2 separate regions of the Homo sapiens genome follow, and region 1 is linked to region 2. The links are chromatin loops, found by intact Hi-C in ENCODE. Cell type or tissue: dorsolateral prefrontal cortex. All regions are shown on one strand. Each heading gives the region's core, and the rest is flanking DNA. Links, peaks and the distances in the headings are about the cores only. Region 1 overlaps DOCK4 (dedicator of cytokinesis 4). Region 2 overlaps DOCK4 (dedicator of cytokinesis 4).

The links. Hi-C counts contacts between places; a loop is a spot of excess contacts. Peaks named below come from ENCODE experiments on the same cell type or tissue, not always from the same donor. Only the 100,000 strongest peaks of a DNase experiment are listed, where the experiment ranks them.
Region 1: a loop joins it to region 2, with 7 times the contacts of the local background. A loop is called at or near these places in 3 of 110 quality-filtered maps.

What each region holds. Positions count from the first base shown.
Region 1 is chr7:111,999,517-112,009,945 of GRCh38, forward strand. DOCK4 (dedicator of cytokinesis 4) reads right to left here. Exons shown (of 53, transcript NM_001363540.2): 2 at 4,532-4,615; 3 at 978-1,018. Among named protein-coding and RNA genes, the nearest start is that of DOCK4-AS1, 200 kb to the left of the region's middle. In dorsolateral prefrontal cortex, for the core only: no CTCF peak of the experiment used is centred there; a DNase peak (open chromatin) is centred at 1,836; H3K4me3 peaks cover 955 bases; H3K27ac peaks cover 5,794 bases.
Region 2 is chr7:111,924,845-111,935,273 of GRCh38, forward strand. All of the region lies in intron 12 of DOCK4 (dedicator of cytokinesis 4), which reads right to left. Among named protein-coding and RNA genes, the nearest start is that of DOCK4-AS1, 120 kb to the left of the region's middle. In dorsolateral prefrontal cortex, for the core only: a CTCF peak has its summit at 4,647 (motif pointing right); no DNase peak of the experiment used is centred there; H3K27ac peaks cover 2,448 bases.

The DNA.
Region 1 (10,429 bases), core at 1,189-9,188, 75 kb after region 2:
TCATTAAATACTGAAGCTATATTTGCATGTGCCTCATAGATATATAAAAACAATGTTAAATGAGGAGTAAAGTATTTAAAAAATTAAATTTATATACTCTTTTGTCCCTTACCGTTCCCCTTTAGGATGACCTAAAATACATGAAGTAATTAAACACAGTTGAATGATCCAGAAAATGGCATATTTAAGGAAAAAGGCAAAAGTGTATTTTGAGAATGAAAATACAAATTTCTTATCTACAATCCCAAAGCTAGAATTAAACCAAAAAAAAAAATGACATATATGAAAATATTAGAGAATGTAGGAAATACAGGTGAAGACTGAGGAGATTAGAGTAAGATAGAAAAACACAGATATTAGTAAGGATTACTGTCAAAATTGCAAACTATACAAATAAAAGATAAAACAAAAATGACATTACTTCTTGCTCTAATTCCTGAGGATTTATAGAAATGTATCAAGGATAATGAATCTTAATTTCTGCCTGAAATGGTAAGAAAGATGGGTTTTTTAATAATATTGTTTTCCTGGCTTCAGCCCCCCAAATCCAAAGGGACTCTTAACATGCCGCTAAGTATACTTGTTTCTCCATACCGATATTTTACAAATGATACCATGGAAAACATAAAGATTAAATACTGCTATTTAATATTTCTTTTGGCATATGTATTTCCCCTGCCTGAATTTTAATTTAGCTCTCTGAGAAACTACCACTTCAAAAAGATTTTGTTTATATATAATGAGCTTATTAAGGTCTTCTCAGTACAATTTTCAAGAGCTAAATAGGATTATCATTTGAGTAGCATATCTTAACTATAATCCAAGTTCAAAGGAATTTCCAAAATTATAAAAATTTGCAATATCATTTGGCATTTCAACTGAGTCCCAACTGTAATTTCAATTGTATAAAGAAATAATTTAAATAACTATCTTTCTTAATAAATTTCATAATTATAGTTAGAAATAACAATTTTTACCTTGATATTTGGGTTTTTTAAGGCAAATCCTCTGTACCAGCCTGTGGAAAAATAATCATGGTCATATTTTGATAAACCATTGTAATATTTTAAAGATAATAACAAATCAATCTGTTCTTTGCCGATGGAATTTTACCATACATGAAAAGATTCTATGGATAAATATGGTAGGTATTGGCCTTAGGCTACAAAATAGCTCGAGTGACCAAACATAAGAATTCTATTAATAAAACCATTTTTAAAAAACTGTATCAAAAATTTTTATAAACAACAGAAAAATACATAATGTGAATAAAGGCTTTAAAATCAGAGCATTGGGCTTCAATTCTGGCTTTGCTTCTTATTGTCTGTTTAATCTTGGCCAGGTTACTTGACATCTCTGAGTACCACTTCTTCCCATTTTATGAAAGGCCACATTATGTCACAGGGAAAGTCAAGAATCTGCACAAGATTTCATACATTTCCAAATTCTACTTGCCTGACTACAAACGCCAGACTCTGCCACCAAATAATAGTACCTGGCCAACAGTCATGACGTGAATTGCACATCCTTAAGCCTACGGTCTTGGGTTAAGATCAGTCTCATATCATACAAAGAGTAAAGCCATCATTCACTGCCAGAATTAACTGGCACATTTTCATCAGCACAATGGCTGACCAAGAGCTCAGCGTAATTTTTATTCTGTAGAATGACTATTATAGTAGGCCCTTCTTATCTGCGGTTTCACTTTCCACGGTTTCAGTTACTCATGGTCAACCTGGGTGCAAAAATACTACATGGAAAATTCCAGAAATAATTCATAAGGTTTAAACTGCATGCCATTCTAAGTAGCATGATGAAATCCCGTGCCTGCCCGCTCAGTTCCACCCAGGACATGAATCATCCTTTTGTTCAGCATATCCACACTGTCAGTGCTACCCACCCATTAGTTATTTACTAGCCCTCTCGGTTACCAGATTGAGGATCACAGTTTTAAAGTCCTTGTGTTCAAGTCACCCTTATTTTACTTAATCATGGCTCCAAGGCACAAGAGTAGTGATGTTGGCAACTGGGAAGTGCCAAAGAGAAGCCATAAAGTGCTTTAAGTGAAAAGGTGAAAGTTCTTGAATTTAATAAGGAAAGAAAAAAAAATCATATGCTGAGGTTGCTAAAATCTAGGTAAAAATGAATCTTCTATTCATGAAACTGTGAACAGAATATTGTTATAATTATTCTATTTCATCATTAGTTCTTGTCAACTGTGGCTAGTTTATGAATTAAACTTTATCACATGTAAAGGAAAAAATGTAGGATGTATAAGGTTCAGTACCATCCAAGGTTGCAGGTATCCTGGGGGTCTTAGGTCGCATCCCTTGCCAATAAGCAGGCTCAAGGACTGCTGGATTTAAGCTCCCAGCAATTCTGAATCAATTTTGCAGCACTATCCTTACATGTCTTTTTATAGTTTAAAACAAATCAGGATATATATTGTATTTTTTCAAGTGTAAAGACCATTTTGCTCATTGGCAAAAAAATTATTATACTATGTAGTAAATATTATGCCTAATAGAATTTTTTCAATGATTAAATTTTAGGCAAAATTTTAATACAAAACAAATATTTGAGCTTTGTATTTAAACATTTTTCCTCCTCATAATACATTTTCTTAAAAGGATATATTGTAAAATATCGTCCCTAACAGTTTTAAAATCAGTCTGAGGAGAGCAGAATGAACTGAAAATCAGAATCTCTATATCTCAGGGTTTATCAGTTGCCATAAAGACAGATCCAAGAAATACATCCATTTGTAAATAATTATTCTAACAAAAAACAAAACTTCTTGAGAATTGCAAAAATGTCATAGAGAGGTCTCTGTCCAATTATACTATACAGAAAAAGTCTTAGATTACAAAACACCTCCTATTAGATATGCAGTCCAGTTTCATGCACCAATTCACAATAAATTTTATATTTATCTGTATACAAAGTAGTAACAGACAAAATATATCTGGCAATAACACAGGAAATCTTATTATATTTTTTAAGGTATCAATCACAGTGGACAGAATAAACATTCCGATATCACCAGCATCTAATGCTAGGGTCTAACTAAATGTCGTAGTTCTGTTTGGGGGAATACAGTTTCATCTATAATAAACCTTGATATGATAAAAATATCATCATAATATAAATTCCTAGTAAGGAAAACCTTAAAAGAGGAAAAACATGAGTATTTTCGGATATACTAACGGGGCTCTAAAATGTAGTCATTTTGTTAACAAGAAAAGCTGGGTGGCCGGGCATGGTGGCTCACACCTCTAATCGCAGCACTTTGGGAGGCCAAGGTGGGTGGATCACCTGAGGTCAGGAGTTCGAGGACAGCCTGGCCAACATGGTGAAATCCCATCTCTACTAAAAATACAAAAAATTAGCTGAGTGTGGTGGCATGTGCCTGTAATCCCAGCTATTCGGGAGGCTGAGGCAGGAGAATCACTTGAAACCAGGAGGCAGAGGTTGCAGTGAGCCAAGATCCCGCCACTGAACTCCAGCATGGGTGACAGAGCAAGACTCCATCTCAAAAAAAAAAAAAAAGGAAACAGAAAAAAAGAAAAAAAGAAAAAGGAAAGCTGGGTGCAGTGGCTTATGCCTGTAATCTGAGCACTCTGGAAGGTCAAGGTGGAAGGATCACTTGAGGCCAAGAGTTTGAGACGAGCATGGGCAATATGGTGAGACTCTGTCTCTACAAAAAATAAAAAATAAAAAAATCAGCCAAGCATAATGAAGTATCCCGGTGGTCCTAGCTACTTGGGAGACTGAGACAGGAGGATCCCTTGAGCCCAGGAGATCGAGGCTGCAGTGAGCCATGATCATGCCACTGCACTCCTACCTGGGTGACAAAGGAAGACCCTGTCTCAAAGAAAAACAAAAAACAAAACAAAGTAGTCATTTGATCAGAAATCTTTTTAAGGACTAGCATTTAAGGATGTTTCATGGAACAGGAATGGAAACATTTGAGAACCATTAGCTATCTTAAATGAGTTGCCTACTACATAAATTAATAATCATCATACAAAGTCAGACAATATATTCTACTAATATTATTCAAGTGCATTGAATAATTTTATTCCAAGTTTGAGGGGAAGAAACTATAGGCCTGGAGCAGAGTTGGCCTGGGCAGGAGCCCTCCAGAGGCATCTGGCTACTCAACCTCAGGTAAGCCATGTCTGCTCTGGGCCTCTGCTTCTTCCTGTCCTGTGGGATCTACTAGATCCTGAGGATTCTGAGAAAAACCTTCTAGTTTGGCACTGAGTCAAGAACTCCCACAGATATGGTAACTTCAACTGCTTTCTCTGTTTGCATCTAATGATTATAAGGAAATAATATTATAATCAGCTTAAAAATAGGAAATGATGCCTTTCCATTAGCCAAACACTGAAAATGCAGGAAACAATTTTGTCAAAAATGACTTGTGGTGACTACTGGAAAAGTTCCAGAGATTAATAGCGGTATGGACAGAATTTGTAGACTTTATGAACAGCCGTATGTTGAGGAGGTTGTTCATAAGGCTACTCACCATCACACTTCTCCAGGATCTGAACTGTATCTCCAATTTCCAATGACAGGCCATATGGAACGGTTCCTCGGAAACTGGCAATAACTGTAAAAAATGATAAAGAATATATGAAGACAATCATGTCCATTACAGCTTATTATTACATGTTATTGACTAGGAAAAATGAATATAAATAGGAAGTATAATTTGATAGCTGGAACCCTCTGTCATATTTTAATTTTATATCTTTCTAAGAAAATCACTAAGTTCACATACTTTGCCAACTTCTTAGATTATTATAAATATGCATTTCACATATATGAAATTTATTAAAATAATACACAATATATCAATGCTATCACTCAATAATAGATATAAACAAAGGTATTGCCTGAGAGCTCCTTAAAGGACTGTGACCCTTTTGTTTCACTGCTTTCTTCACTCCCTCATCCAAATGCCGGGCCCATAGTAGTTAATAAATATGTGTTCAATAATAAACGAGGAATATATTTCCTGCTTGTTATTAGGCTTGGTTTACCTTTCTGCTATATTGTTTGGAGCAGATTTCTTTTCCATAAACTGTAAGTTTCTCAAGAGAAGGGACTGCATCCATTTGCTTACCATTACGTGCCCAGAGCCTAGCATAGTATGTGGTGCATAAAAGCAGTCTTCTTCTGCAGTAATCAACGGAGACACTTTATTTAGTAATGACTGGGCCCTCCCGCAGGTCTAAACACACAGCCACCACAATTCCCACTTGCACAATACCACTTGGAATGGGGAGGGGGATCACAATTAATTATAGATTAATGGTTTAGATTAATTGGTTTCTGAAACATTTTGCAGGGCAGGACAGGACTAGGATGGTGTATCCATACGGAGAAAGTACGCACAGATTAGTCCTTTTCTGGCAACTCCAGGAATTATAGAGAGAATAAAGCTCAGTGATTCTTCCCTGAATAGTAAGTAAAGCTTGAGTCAGAAAGGAGGCAAATATGGAGAAATGAAGAAAATGCATTTCAACACACAAAAAGAAAGAAGACAGCTCCTATGAAATACTATGCACACTGAAATCAACTAACAATTCACATCAAAAGAAAATGATTCTTAAAAGGCCAAAATTTTAGGAGGGAAACTTATAATTTTGCTTCAGAGTGAGATTTAGATATAACTCCAATCCCCAAAATAAGTTATTGCTACTGTTGGGAATGTATATTTTAAAAACCTAAAGGAACACACCAATCTGTCAAAAATGAAAACATGCCAATAAGTAATGAGCTTTTAGAGAAGTCTCATGCCCTTTTATGATCTCAAAACAAAATTAACAGTAGAGGTCAAAACACAGGACAGAAAACACAAGCCAAAGTCCATGAGACAGAACAAACTAACTATATGGATAGAAACCAATTCAGAACATTTAGCCAAGCACTAATTTATGATATCATTTTCTAACTATAACCATGAATACCATTAGCCTCATAATGACGTGCAAGAAGCATTTTGCTGGCAAAACAATCAAGGGTCTATATATCTTGACAGATTACTTCATTTAACTTTCAGAGACCTCTTCTTACAAGGGATCAGCAACTGAACTGACAGTAGATTGACTGCAATTTAAAAGACTTCAAGCCAAACTTATACTCAGAATTGCCTTTCCAAACTCTGCACTACTGATGTTTCTCTTAGAAGTCTTGGTGCATGGACTTCCCAACACAGTTTTGTACACAGCTCCTACCACTCAGGAACACCCTTGTACACCCAGGGCTGCCTCCCGCACTTCTGGCTCTCCTCTCTTTTTCCTCATCACCTTCTTGAACACAGCAGTACTACTAATAGACTTCATTTCTTCACTTTCCTCAGCCCCTGCAATCCAGCCTTTGCTGTGTTTTGAAACTGCTTTACTAAGATCTCCAGTCCCCTCAATGTGGCCACACTCATTTTGCCTTCCAGGAATCTTCCCTTTCTTGAATCTTCTACTGCTTCTGTCACACTCGCCAGCCTTCTCCACACCTTCTTTCTTAGCCCTCCTCTTAAAGGTTGGTGTGATCCAAGTTTCATTCTCCAGACACTCAAGTGTAGGAAAATAGCATCAAGCCTGGCATTTTGACACATGGATTTGAACCCCAATCTCATCACTTATTACCTGTGTGACCTCGGTCAGGATATCAACCTCTCAGAATCTCCACATCCTCACTGTAAATCATCACTGGGTGAGTGAACAAGGGTGTGGCTGGGTGTAAATAATCACTGGGTGAGTGAATGAGGGTATGGTTTAAGGGTGTGGCCATCACCATTAAATGCTCTGGTCTTCAACAGTCGGGTTCTTTTATTATTGAGAATACTATTTTAAGAGTGTGCTTAAAAATCTAAGAACCAAAAACTGCATTACATGGGAAAACTCATTCTTTCATAGGAGTTGTTTAAAACTGGGATGACAGCTTGTCTGAGCCATAACCATGTATTATCTCATTTCTTATCCAAACGGTCTATGTGGGTGAATTCTGATTTGACTATTCAGCTACGTAATATGTAATAAACATTAAAGGTAAGCAAAGAAGTTCCCTAATCTCATTGGCCTTCAGATGGTTCCTCTATAAAACAAAGGAGCTAGACAAATGAACTGAAATTCCCCTGCCAGTCGCAAATTCTGAGTCTGCAAGAGGACTTTCAGCTCAGCAGTGACATGGCATAGTACTTACCAAAGAACTCTGCCTCCAAACCAGCCTTGTCTGTGTAATCACTGCCTGTGATCAAGTGGACACTTGTCTCCACCTGCAACAGCCATCTGATAATGCAGAAGAGACAGCCTGCTCTCAGCATCTCATGAGGCCCTTATCAACTGCTCTCCGACTTTTCTAGGCTCACACCCAACCCAACTCTCCACACACTGCCCTATGCTCAGCCACACACAAATTCTCATTAAGCTTTTTCTTGCAGACCTCAGTGCTTTTACATCTATTATTCTCTATTTAGGGGGTTGCCTTCTTCACTCCTACACTGGGAAATGCAAAGCAGCTTTAATTTAAGGCTTTGCTCCAAGGTTAGGACATTAGAAGATTTCCTGATGTTACTCCTTCCTTTTTGTCATCCGTGGGTCCATGTGGAATACAATTACTCCCTCATCTGTGTTCTCAGGACACTCCGACCACACCTCAAATATAGTAAGGCATCACATAATATTACAGCACTTCGTCTATCTGTGTCTTTCTACTTGGGAAGAGAAACTATTTCTCATTCATCTTTCAAGAGCCAGCATGAACATCTGAGTATAAGAATGGAGTACAAATACATGGAATGAATGAATGAATGAATGAATGAATGAAGCCACTGAGGAATGGTGTCTAGGTTTTAATGGATTCGGACAACCTCAGGGACTCTTCTCGTAACTAAAAGTATCTAAGGAATAAGTTTTAAACTGCGGATCATATTGGAGAGGAATATTTTTCAGGCTATAGTTCAAGGAATGACTTTGATCTTTATCTTCTAAAATGGCAAGTCACTCTCAATCACTGAGTTAGACAAGTAACTCCACCTTGCTGTGTACTAATGAATAGATGGATGGATACTATACTCAGGAAAAATGTTTAGGCTTCAGGTTATGAAAGAGAAAGGCAGTTCTAGGTAAAGAGCGAAGAATTTGAAAATATGGTTGGCTCATGTTTCTCAGTGGTAGCATATAATGTATCATAAACTAAGGAAAACCAGTTTAGCAAAGCAGATACCCATACACCACGTATGCATTAATGAAGCTTCAATATGCAATTCTGTCAAATGCACTTAAAGTATCTGTTATTTTCAAATTCTATTTGGAAACAACTTTTCAACTAAATCCCTTTAAATTTCTCCAAGTGTTTCTGCATGAAATACATCTATAATTGAAAATGCATTGTCACCAGTTATTATAAAGTAGCTATCTCTTTATACAAAAGTTTATTCATGTACACTTCCCAGGGGCATTTTCCCCCAAATAATATCACGGTTTACCAAAGATGCCTATACAGTGTTTTGATCCCTCCATTTCCTTTTCTTGTTTTTCTTATAAATTGAACAGTTTCTTATAAATTGATCCTTAGTAGCTACAGGAAACAATCACAGAAAATGAACCTTTGGTAAAGCTGGGAATATAAATATTCGGTTCTATTATTTTAGTCATACGGGCCCTGAGAGCACAATTTTAAACTGCGTATAAAAACTACTGCTGTGGTGATGTGTTCATCTCTGCCCATTTGCTACTATGGAAAAATTTACTTGGATTAATAAACCCAGTTTATATGTATATAAACCCAGTTTACAGGAAAGTCCTTAAAAAATATCTGTCAGCTGAAAACACTAAATTCATAGCATAACCATTTTGAAAAAGATGTCCTAACCAACTGCCTGTTATTACTAACAGTATCATTCCTTTATATAATGATATCAGTTTAGTACGTATTGACAGTTTATTAAGAATTAAATAGCCGTGAGAAACAGTCTCAAACACAACTCCTAATTTTCTATGAGGAAGATAAAAAGAAGGTAAATGATGCAGTGAAATGGGGACTCATTCCTTGGTTTCAATGATGCTATTTGCTCATGCCAAGAACCAATGGACATTTTAAAACTTTTAAACTGAATACAAAGAAACTCAATCACAACAGTCCATGACTTTTAAAATTTTAAATCAAAACAAAGTATTAAGAATTATTGGCCAGGCACACTGGCTTATGCCTGTAATCCCAGCACTTTGCGGGGCCGAGGCAGGCAGATCACTTGAGGTCAGGAGTTCGAGATCAGCCTTGCTAACATGGCGAAACCCCGTCTCTACTAAAAATACAAAAAGTAGCTGGGCGTGGTGGCGGGTGCCTGTAATCCCAGCTACTTGGGAGGCTGAGCAGGAGAATCGCTTGAACCCGGGAGGCGGAGGTTGCAGTGAGCTGAGATCGTGCCACTGCACTCCAGCCTGGGCAACAGAGTGAGGCTCCATCTCCAAAACAAACAAACAAACAAAGAATTATTATAAGTCAATCACATAGCTGTAAGCCACAGACAATAACATATTCTTCCTCATCATTGTCAAAATAATATTCAAAATGATTCTACTTGGCACAGGTCAATTCCAGCCCAGCACATGCTGCCCTTGCCCTTTACAGGCTGACCATCTAAGAGGAATGGAACATAATGCAGGAAAGAAATCATTAAAATGCTTTGTCTTTTGTGATACAAAGGAAGGAAAACTTCTCTCTTCAGGCCAGATTTTGGCTTCATCTTTCTGCTAAAAGGATCTCCAACTCATGAACAGGTTGTGGTTTAAAAGGTCACTTATGAGTCAACTGCTTACAACACAGAACACACAAAGCTACTCTTCTCAAGTTCTGAGGCTAGCCCACAGAATCCTATTTCATGGCAAAAGGAAACTGTTGTTTTTCACAGCAAAAATAAGCTGACTGCACCAGAATTAAATATAAAATTTTATATCAGTGCTTGTAAAATATTGAACACTGGTCTGAAAACATAGCAGTGTCCATCAGAAGGCAGTGATGGAGCAGGCATCGGTGTTGTAGACATTCTAAAGGAATTCTTAGACCTCTGAGGTCTTCAGACTGGTTCCTTCCTACATCCATGTTCATTTCACATTCGGCTCTGGCGTGTCATGGAAGTATCCATTAAGGTTTATCAACATTTATGAGGATTATTTGGGGGGATCACAAATGGAAAAGAGATAAAGGGGTAGAATTTCTGAAGAACCTCGATAAGATTTGGAAAAAACAGAGAAAAAGGAAAGGGATTAAGGAGAACTAAATTCTTTTTTTTAAAATTGTTTTCATTTCTTTGAGACAGCGTCTCACCGTCGCCCAGGCTGGAGTGCAGTGGCATGAACTCAGCTCACTGAAACCTCCACTTCCCAGGCTCAAGCCATCCTCCCACCTCAGCCTCCTCAGT
Region 2 (10,429 bases), core at 1,009-9,008:
TGGTGCAGCTCTTCACACTGCCATTCTGTAGTAAACTCTCAAAACACTATTTCTTGACAGTACTTGCATACTTTGTATGTTTGGGAGGTGGGGGCTGAGAGTAAAACACAATTGGTGGAATTTCTAAACTTGTACTACAAAAAATTACTAACATTATGAGGTATTAGCAAAACTTCCTATAGATGATATTAGTAGATTTTTTCAAAAATCACCTTCAGTAAAACCTGTTCATTTCTGAAATACGTAGGGCCTCAATCTTATCAGAGCACAAATTTTACATCTATTCCTTCCTATGTGCTTGATTTACAAAATTAATCATCTAAGCTTTGCTTTGTGCATTAGAATGTTATGTGTTATATCTATAAGAAAAGATAATTGAATTTCACAGTAAATACATTAGAAGCTATATATCCTATCTGGAGTTCAACTCAAAGCCAGTGAAAACTTTTCCAGAGGCACATCCTAGCTACACCAAGCAGTAAAATCCTGGCTGATTAAAATGAGGTATTTACACTGGGAGGTCAGAGACAGGCTCTGAAAGTCTCTGAAGCAGAGGAAAGAAAGAAAGTCAAATTTCTAGAAAGTGTGAGGTATTAAGTGAGACAATACTATCGGAAAATGAGTCAATGGAGCAAAAGCCAGAATATTAGGAAGAGACTGGTGTGTACAAATGAGCCAGGTTAGATGGAGAAATCAAGATGCAGATGGGAAAATGGGAGCTGTGAACATTACCAGAGGCCTGCTTAACAATGTGTTAATTACATGATGAAAGGAGCCTAGTTACTCAAAGCCTCTACCCAGTAGGACCAAAGTACCCAAATTACAGCTGTCCTTTAACATTGTCATCTTGCAGAGCTAGATACTTACGCTATTAATGTTGCCACTGCTTAAATTTGGGATGTATCTCCTCTTTTAGATATACTTTCAAAACCAATTTAAAATGAAAAGAAAGAAAAAAGAGGGCCGGGCACAGTGGCTCATGCCTGTAATCCCAGGACTTTGGGAGGGCAAGGTGGGCAGATCACGAGGTCAGGAGATCGAGACTATCCTGGCCAACATGGTAAAACCCCATCTCTACTAAAATACAATAAATAAATAAATAAGCCTTGCATGGTGGCGTGTCGCCTGTAGTTCCAGCTATTCAGGAGGCTGAGGCAGGGGAATCACTTGAACCCGGGAGGCGGAGGTTGTAGTGAGCCGAGATCGTGCCACTGCACTCCAGCCTGGCGACAGAGCGAGACAAAGAAAAAAGAAAGAGAGAGAGAGAGAAAGAGAAAAAGAAAGAAAGAAAGAAAGAAAGAAAAAGAGAAAAAGAAAGAAAAAGAAGGAAGGAAGGCGGGCAAGGTGGGCAGATCACGAGGTCAGGAGATCGAGACTATCCTGGCCAACATGGTAAAACCCCATCTCTACTAAAATACAATGAATAAATAAATAAATAAGCCGAGCATGGTGGCGCGCCGCCTGTAGTTCCAGCTATTCAGGAGGCTGAGGCAGGGAAATCACTTGAACCCGGGAGGCGGAGGTTGCAGTGAGCCGAGATCACGCCACTGCACTCCAGCCTGGCGACACAGCGAGACAAAGAAAAAAGAAAGACAGAGAGAGAGAGAGAGAGAAAGAGAAAAAGAAAGAAAGAAAGAAAAAGAAAGAAACAAAGAAAAAAAGAAGGAAGAAAAAAAGAAAGAAAAAGAGAAAGAGAAAGAGAAAGAAAGGAAGGAAGGAAGCAGGGCGGGCGGGCAAGGCGGGCAAGGTGGGCAGATCACGAGGTCAGGAGATCGAGACTATCCTGGCCAACATGGTAAAAACACATCTCTACTAAAATACAATAAATAAATAAATAAATAAGCCAAGCGTGGTGGTGTGCCACCTGTAGTTCCAGCTATTCAGGAGGCTGAGGCAGGGGAATCACTTGAACCCGGGAGGCAGAGGTTGCAGTGAGCCGAGATCATGCCACTGCACTCCAGCCTGGCGACAGCGTGAGGCAAAGAAAAAAGAAAGAAAGAGAAAGAGAAAAAGAGAGAGAGAGAGAAAGGAAGGAAGGAAGGAAGGAAGGAAAGAAGGAAGAAAGAAAAAAAGAAAAAGAACGGAGGAAGGAAGACAGGAAGAAAGAAAACACTTTTATTTCTTAATAGTCATACCTTGGTTTCTGAGTTTTAGCCAGTATTGTTCAATTTGTGAATATGCTTATTGCTGATTGCTTCTTTAAACTAAGTTAAGTCTTAAAGAATATAATTTTGACATCACTGAGGATAACCCAAAGGGTCTGACCATAGGCTCACTGTCTGAAGATCATCTTCCTGAGATCTTCGAAGTGGGTAACTCTGTCCATTGGGATGACTACCTTCTAATATGCAAAAGGTATGATAAGCGTGAACAAATAATCTTGTGATTATAACTGCTGGTTTGCAGATCTGCTAGTTCTAAATTTCAAAGCTTTGGGAAAGGCTTTTATGTTTTCTCTAGAGAAGTGGTTAGCTCATGGCTAAGAGTTATAAAGAACATAAGATTGAAGCAATACATAATGTCACAGAATGTCAAATGAAAAGGCATTAAAGACATGTGAAATTATTTACTTTCATTGAGTCTTAACTACAAAAGAAATCTGCTGACCAGCAATGAAAGCTGGAGAGGGGCTTCTCCACATTTGGTAGGAGTGATGAGAGCATTCGAAGGGATTTCAACATTTCCTTTTTAACTAAGGGGAATTTTTCACTTTAAAGTTTCCATTCTTATTCTGATTTAGTGTATCAACATTTCAATAGCATATACTGAGGACTATGTCTAGGTTTTTTAAACAGGCTTTGTTTGTTTTTACTGTAACTATTATTACCTATTTGTATTTTATTTCCACAATACCAATACAAAGGAATCCATGGGCTGCAAACCATTTAAAAAATGTGTATAGAGCATAGTGATGGGGTTCAGGACACATTACCCTAAAACATGGTTCCTTGGCATACTGACTATTTGGAGAGACACCATGTGCAGGAAGGTCTCTCGGACCTTCCCTGCCATTCTCCCCTGAGCAGGTCATAAGAAGTGCCCTCCGTATATTGGATGAAAAGTACATCCTTATCTCTGAAAACAAAGTGTTGCAGAGAAGAACCTGAATAAACAGGCCTTCCTAAGTTTCTCCCAGTTTATTGCCATTAGACGATACCTTTTTCACCCCCTAGTATTTCTCTACAACTCCCTGTTCTTCATCAGACCTACTATAAAAAAACTAAGATTAAACTGTTTCTTCAGGTGTTCATTTCCTAATGAAGGCTCTCATGTCACAAAGAACTTAAATATGTTTGTTTGTATACTTTTCTTTTGTTACTCTGTCTTTTGTTGTTGGGGCTTAATCCATGAACCTAGGATACATGAGGAAATATTTTTCCTCCTCTACAATAGTATCTATGATTGTAGTTTAATATCTGATTATTTTAATTTACTGAAATACTTCCATATTTTTCCTATGCAGCAAATCTTGCAAACAGTATTGCTAGTGATTATATCTAAATTAGCCATACATAGCTCATTTAGAAAATGAAATCAAGCTCTAATCACTACTTCCATTCACATCATTTGGATTTAGTTTTATTTTTTTTAAATACTGCATGAACTTTAAAAAATATCTTACGGTGTAATGTAGTAACATATTTTGAACTATATTTTTTCTTTGCTGTCATTAGCATGATTTAGATCGAAGGAAACAAGAGATATGACAACTGCATGCAAAATAGCCTGGATTTTCTTTTTCTTTTTTTTTTTTTTTTTTTAAGATGGAGTCTCGCTCTGTCACCTAGGCTGGAGTACAGTGGCACAATCTTGGCTCACTGTAACCTCTGCTTCCCAGATTCAATTGATTCTCCTGCCTCAGCCTCCTGAGTAGCTGGAATTAACAGGCACGTGCCACCACACCCAGCTAATTTTTGTATTTTTAGTAGAGATGGGTTTTCACCACGTTGGTCAGGCTGGTCTCGAACTCCTGACCTCAAGTGATCCACGGACCTCGGCCTCCCAAAGTACTGGGATTACAGGTGGGAGCCACCAAACCTGGCTAGGATTTTCTTTTGTTATAAAAGACGTAGAGAAAATTGTCAAAATCTGAACAAGGTTTGCAGATTAGATAACAGTATTATATCAATGTTAACATTCTGATTTAGATAACTGTACTGTGGTTCTGTTGCTATGTTCTGAAGTAAGCAGGGGTAGAGAGGGATCATGTCTGCAATTTGTTCTCAGGCAGCTCAGGAAAAGAAATGTATATATGTATGATGTGTATAGATGTGTATATGTGTATATATGTACATATGTGTGTATACATGCATATATAAGTGTATATGTACATATATACACACACAAACATATACAATCAAGGCTCTGATATAATCCTTAAGGATCATATCAAATTCATTAATGTTGCGTTATATGACTATATGCACACACATACATATATAAATGGAGGGAGATTATGCAAATGAAATGTAGTATAATGTTAACCTTTGGGAAATTACAAATTCTTTGTACTGTTTTCTACAAATTAGTTGAAAAAAAAACTTTAAAGAGAGATCATGGTAAAATATTTAGGAAACTCCAAAAGTCAGCAAAAAGGTCACATATTAAATGTCTAACCAATAGGTGGTGCCAATAAGTACTACTTTTATTTCAATGATACTAGAAAGCAAATACAATGTTCAAAAATCAGGTGCACTGATCAAATTCTTATGAATTATACCAACTTGGTAACACTGAATAAAATGACTACATTGGTATGTGTGGACCCAAAAATGCAACCTAACACTCTCAAAAAGCCTCCTTTCACCTCAGCCAAATAAAAAACACCATATATTTCCTGAATAGAGTTAAACTGCTCTCGCTATATATTGTGGTCTCCTTATGGAGTTAAAAAGTATAGCTGGCAGGAATACAACCATGTACACTCATCTAAGATACAACAAAGACTCTAGAAACTTACCTGAATAGCAAATATGATTTCTTCTAGGTGTAAGCTACATGTGCAAACCATAGAAAATATTTCATAAATACACAGATAATATGAAAAGACTTTGAAGTTTCTCTTGGGACATACTGAACCATAGCCAATGATTTTTACACACCGTTTCAAGACGTAGAACTTAATTTGCCTCAGTAAATCATATTGGCTCAGTCTAATGTCACATTCCTATAATTCAACTGCTGTCTATCAGAGGTGAAATTTATAATAACCATTTGCTCAACAAACCTAAACCAGGCTCACATTAATGAATACTTTTAGAATTTCAAATTCTCACAACATTGCCTTTGGATTTAAAATTCATAAAACAGCACAACTTTGGAGATTTCAAACTACTCAACCTAACTATATCTAACTGTGAAGATATAGTAATTCAATTTTTAAAACATCTTAAAAAGTTAAATGGATTGCTTGCAATTTTCTCCCAGTTTCTAAACTCAACTAAGATAGTGGTTAATGTACCTTTGCAACATAAGTCTTAGGTTAGAGGGGAAAAAAGCCCAGTTAATTGGTGAATCCCTTTATCTATTAACCAGACAAGATTACAACTCCAATAGCTAGGAGGACATCAATGAAGCATAAAGGGCCTGGAAATTAGCTGGTAGAATTTGTTTCCGAAACCAATTTCAAAGTTGCGTTTTTTTCTCTTTTTTTAGTGCCAGTGACTGAGGAATAGCAGGAGAAAGTGGGGAAAAACAGTACTTTTTAGAGTGAACTCAATTCTTTTGAAAACGTTTGACTGCACTGCTTCCATTTAACAAACAATTCTGTGGTCCAGAGAGAAAACAGCGGAAGTCAACATTATCTAACTGTTGTGACAGTTTAAACATTAGGCACCCTAATTTCCCTCTTCAATTTCTTGTGCTCTTGCTTCCCCCACTATCTTGAGGTAAGCCATGAATGTGCCTCCCTTTCAATAATGAAGCTGAACAGCTCTGGAATCCCTATCTGCTGGCCACAGAACTTCCATTCCTCAACCAAGGATATAGATCAAGGGGATACAGAACAATGATCTACGTAGACTGAAGGGTGGAAGCTTTGGTGGGAAGAGTATAAGTTTTGCTTTTCTTTAAATTAGTTTTTAGGCTTCTTCCTGAGCTTCCACTCTCTAGAGCAGAATATTAGAGTGAAGAGGCTTAGGGCTGGGTTTGCCTCAGCTTGAGAGAGGCTAGAAAGGATCAGAGAGAGAGACCAGAGAAACAGAAGGCAGATAGATGCAGGCTGCGTGGGCCTGGCTGGGCCTCAGGGTTAAGAGAGAAGGGTAGAGAAGGGCTGAGGTCACAAGGACAGCGGAGCAGACAGGGCTTTGTAGCAGAAGCCAGGTATAAAGTGCATACATTTGGTTGCCTAGGAATCTGAGCATCACAGCAGGCTGCAAAATGGGAATGGATCCTGCCAGAGGAAGGGGAAACCTTTTTACAAGGCTTTATGGTACAATGGTTTCTTTCATTCTTTGCAAAGGCTACAACACGTAGCTTTTCATTTCAGTACAAAGGCTGTAAACAGAAAAGGTATGACTCATGGAAAAGGGTGGTTTGGATCTCACTATCTGGTAGGGTTTCACTCAGGATTCCAGTAAGAATAAGGAGCTAGTAAAATTGACAAAGCACATGGAACATGTGGACACATCTAAACATGGGAGGAACTGCCCAAGGAAACAGAATGTGCTTCCCTTCCTTCCTGAAGTTAATCAGAAGGCCAACAATTAAGTTAAAAGAAACCAGGAAGAGATATTAGCAATCAAATCAATGGAGAGGAGATGAAGGAAACAAAGTATAGAAGGGGTCGGTTCAATGATCCAACATATCAATAATCCAATTGTGTTATTCTAAAAGTCTTCATTAAGGAGATTAAATCAGGATCCATTTCGAGACAATGAAAACAGACAACTTAAGAGGTAAGGATAGAATATTTCAGCTAGTGGCTTTAAAGTGGGTAAACAATAATAATAGCTAACATTAAACACACACCATGTATGATGTCCTGTGGTAAGTGCTTTGCATACATTTTTTCTTTTAATCTTCCCAATATCCCTTAGAGGATTCAAACCTAGGACATCCTGCTTGCAGAGAAAAAGCTCTTAAATACTACACTATACTCTCTAAGAGATGACTCCTGTCTGTAAGCAGAGGGAAATGTGTGGTTTGGTTTAACTGGAATCCTGACCTTTAACGCAGGCCTTAAGGATACAGGATCACTTATGTTAGAGTCTATCTAGAGATATAAATCAAAGCCTACCATTGAGAACTTCACCAACATTCCAGAGGCAATTGGGTATGACCTCAGAGTTTGGACAATTATATATTCAAACAACCTAATAACAGATGAATGTTGTCCTGCATGAGGCATATTTGAAGTGGGAAAGGACTGGGAGATGAAAAGGAGTTGGGAAAGACATGTAGCCAACAGTTCAGCATATCATGGTGAGTCAAGACCACATCTATGATGGTAGGAAGGTCAGGGACTACATGTGAAAAGTCAGAAGGTCAGGATTAGTTTGGTATTTGTTTATCCATACTGAGGGCAAATGCAAGCAAATTAAGGTAACAGGACGCATAGGGAGAAAGAACAAGATACACCATGGTTACCAACTCTTCTATTCACAGTTAATAGGCAGAAAGAAAGGAGCAGGGCATAATGGATTTGTTTGTGATCCATAAGAACTTAAAAAAATGCTAGCCTTTAAACAGAGCCTGGAGTAGCACTGACTCAGAAGTATAATGTGAATCATGAATGAAATTTAAATTTCCCTAGTAACCATGTCAAAAAAGTAAAAAAAAAAATTTAATAGCATACATTATTTATCCCAATATATCCAAAATGTTATCATTTCAACATGTAATCAATATGAAAATTATTGATGGGTATTTTACATTCTTCTTATTGGGCCAAGTCTTCAAAATACGGTATGTTCTTTACAATTACAGCACATCTCAATTCTAGTGGTATACTAGGTTCATGTCTAATTGTCAACAGCAACATATGGCTGCTGCCTCCTGAATTGGACAGCACAGGTCTAGGGTAAATTTAATGACAAAATGATGGTCACTGGTATCAAGAAACACCGAAAGGTTTAGAGTAGAACTGGATTTGGCTGGAAGTCTACCAATGAATTCCACAAGATGTGTTCTCTAACAAATAGCAGCTCTACTATCTTACTGAGGGGGTATTGAAATTAAACCATTTTATCCATGGACAATCAGGAGAAGTGTGTATATATATACATATATATACACATATATATACGTATATACACATATATATACGTATATACACATATATATACGTATATACACATATATATACGTATATACACATATATACGTATATACACATATATACGTATATACACATATATACGTATATACACATATATACGTATATACACATATATACGTATATATACATATATACTTATATATATATACATATATACATATATATATATATATATATTTTTTTTTTTTTTTGAGATGGAGTCTCTCTCTGTCGCCAGGCTGGAGTGCAGTGGTGCGATCTTGGCTCACTGCAACCTCCGACTCCCTGGTTTAAGCGATTCTCCTGCCTCAGACTCCGGAGTAGCTGGGATTACAGGCACGCGCCACCAGGCCCAGCTAATTTTTTGTATTTTTAGTAGAGACGGGTGTTTCACCATGTTTGCCAGGATGGTCTCAATCTCCTGACCTTGTGATCCACCCGCCTTGGCCTCCCAAAGTGCTGTGATTACAGACGTGAGCCACCGCACCCAGCCGAGAATTGTAATTGTTTTGTGGGAAAAGAGAAGACAAGCATACATAGTAGTTCCATGTTGTATTTCATTTCTCCTGTCTCGTGTGAGTCTTTTAGAGATTCTGCCCTCAATAGTAAGTGCTCCAAGTGTCTTGTTTGTTTAGTGGTAGATGCAGGACTTTGTCCAAAGCAAAGGGCCATCTGCATCAAATAAAACCCAAGTTATCTCTCCAACTCTAAGGAGAGGGAGGAGGAAACTGACCTCACCACTCATTATAGTCTGAAGCGTTGCCACATGTGTGAGTTGGAGGTACTTATGGCTCTCACTGAACTGAATGACAAAGCTCTGTCTACAGTGGTTTTCTCTTTGCGGTCAGTTTGGTCTAGCAAGATGTGCAAGGCTCTGAAAAAAGAAAGGCGGTTTGAATTTAAATTCTGGTTCTCCTAATTGCCAGGTGATCTGGACTGCAACAAAAATATCTATATTCAAGGTGTTTTTAAAAATCAGTCTTAAAAAACAACACATTCAGTTCAAGAAACAGCTTACTTTATTTGAAGTTTCTTTATATCGATTAAAGCACATGACTGCATACTTTGTTTTGCTTCAATGTGGGTCTGAATGGTGGATAAGAACAAACAATATTCACCAAGTTTTTGTCTACTGACCAAACCTAAAGATGTCATTATTTATGCTATGCAATCTATATATGCTATATAATGTAGTATATACTATATGTTACTAGTACAATACTATGTACCTCATACGACTTATAGTGGTATATATTTCAGTTCCTCTCTGAACAAGCACACACACATTTTTCTTCACATGCCACTGCAATCAGCATCACTTTCTTTTTTAGCCAACTTCAATGTGTGAACCTGTATGTTTGTCAATAATGTTGCTGCTCAAAGCCAGCCATAGGCAGCGAAGCATGTTTTGTTTTGTTTTTGTTTTTTTTTTTTTTTTTTTTTTTTTAGACAGTGTCTTGCTCTGTCACCCGGGCTGCAGTGCAGTGGCGCGACCTTGGCTCATTGCAAGCTCCGCCTTCCAGGTTCACGCCATTCTCCTGCCTCAGCCTCCGGAGTAGCTGGGACTACAGGTGCCTGCCACCATGCCCGGCTAATTTTTGTATTTTTTTTTTTTTTTTAGTAGAGATGAGGTTTCACCGTGTTAGCCAGGATGGTCTCGATCTCCTGACCTCGTGATCCGCCCGCCTCGGCCTCCCAAAGTGCTGGGATTACAGGCGTGAGCCACTGCGCCCGGCCGCGAAGCATGTTTTTATTGGACCTCACTAAAAATTGCTATTTATCAAACTTATTTCCACAGAACAGTCACAAATCCAAGCATCATATTTGTCATGTGATTTTTAGCTTGCTTTTTTTTTTTTCTTTGAGACAGAGTCTTACTGTGTCACGCAGGCTGGAGTGCAATGGCACAATCTCAGCTCACTGCAACATCCGCCTCCCAGGTTCAAGCAATTCTCCTTTCTCAACCTCCCGAGTAGCTGGGATTACAGGCACCTGCCACCATGCCCAGCTAATATTTTGTATTTTTAGTAGAGACGGGGTTTCACTGTGTTGGCCAGGTTGGTCTCGAACTCCTGACTTCAGGTGATCCACTAATCTCGGCCTCCCAAAGTGCTGGGATTACAGGCGTGAGCCACCGTGCCTGGCTGATTTTTAGTTTTCAATAACAACTTA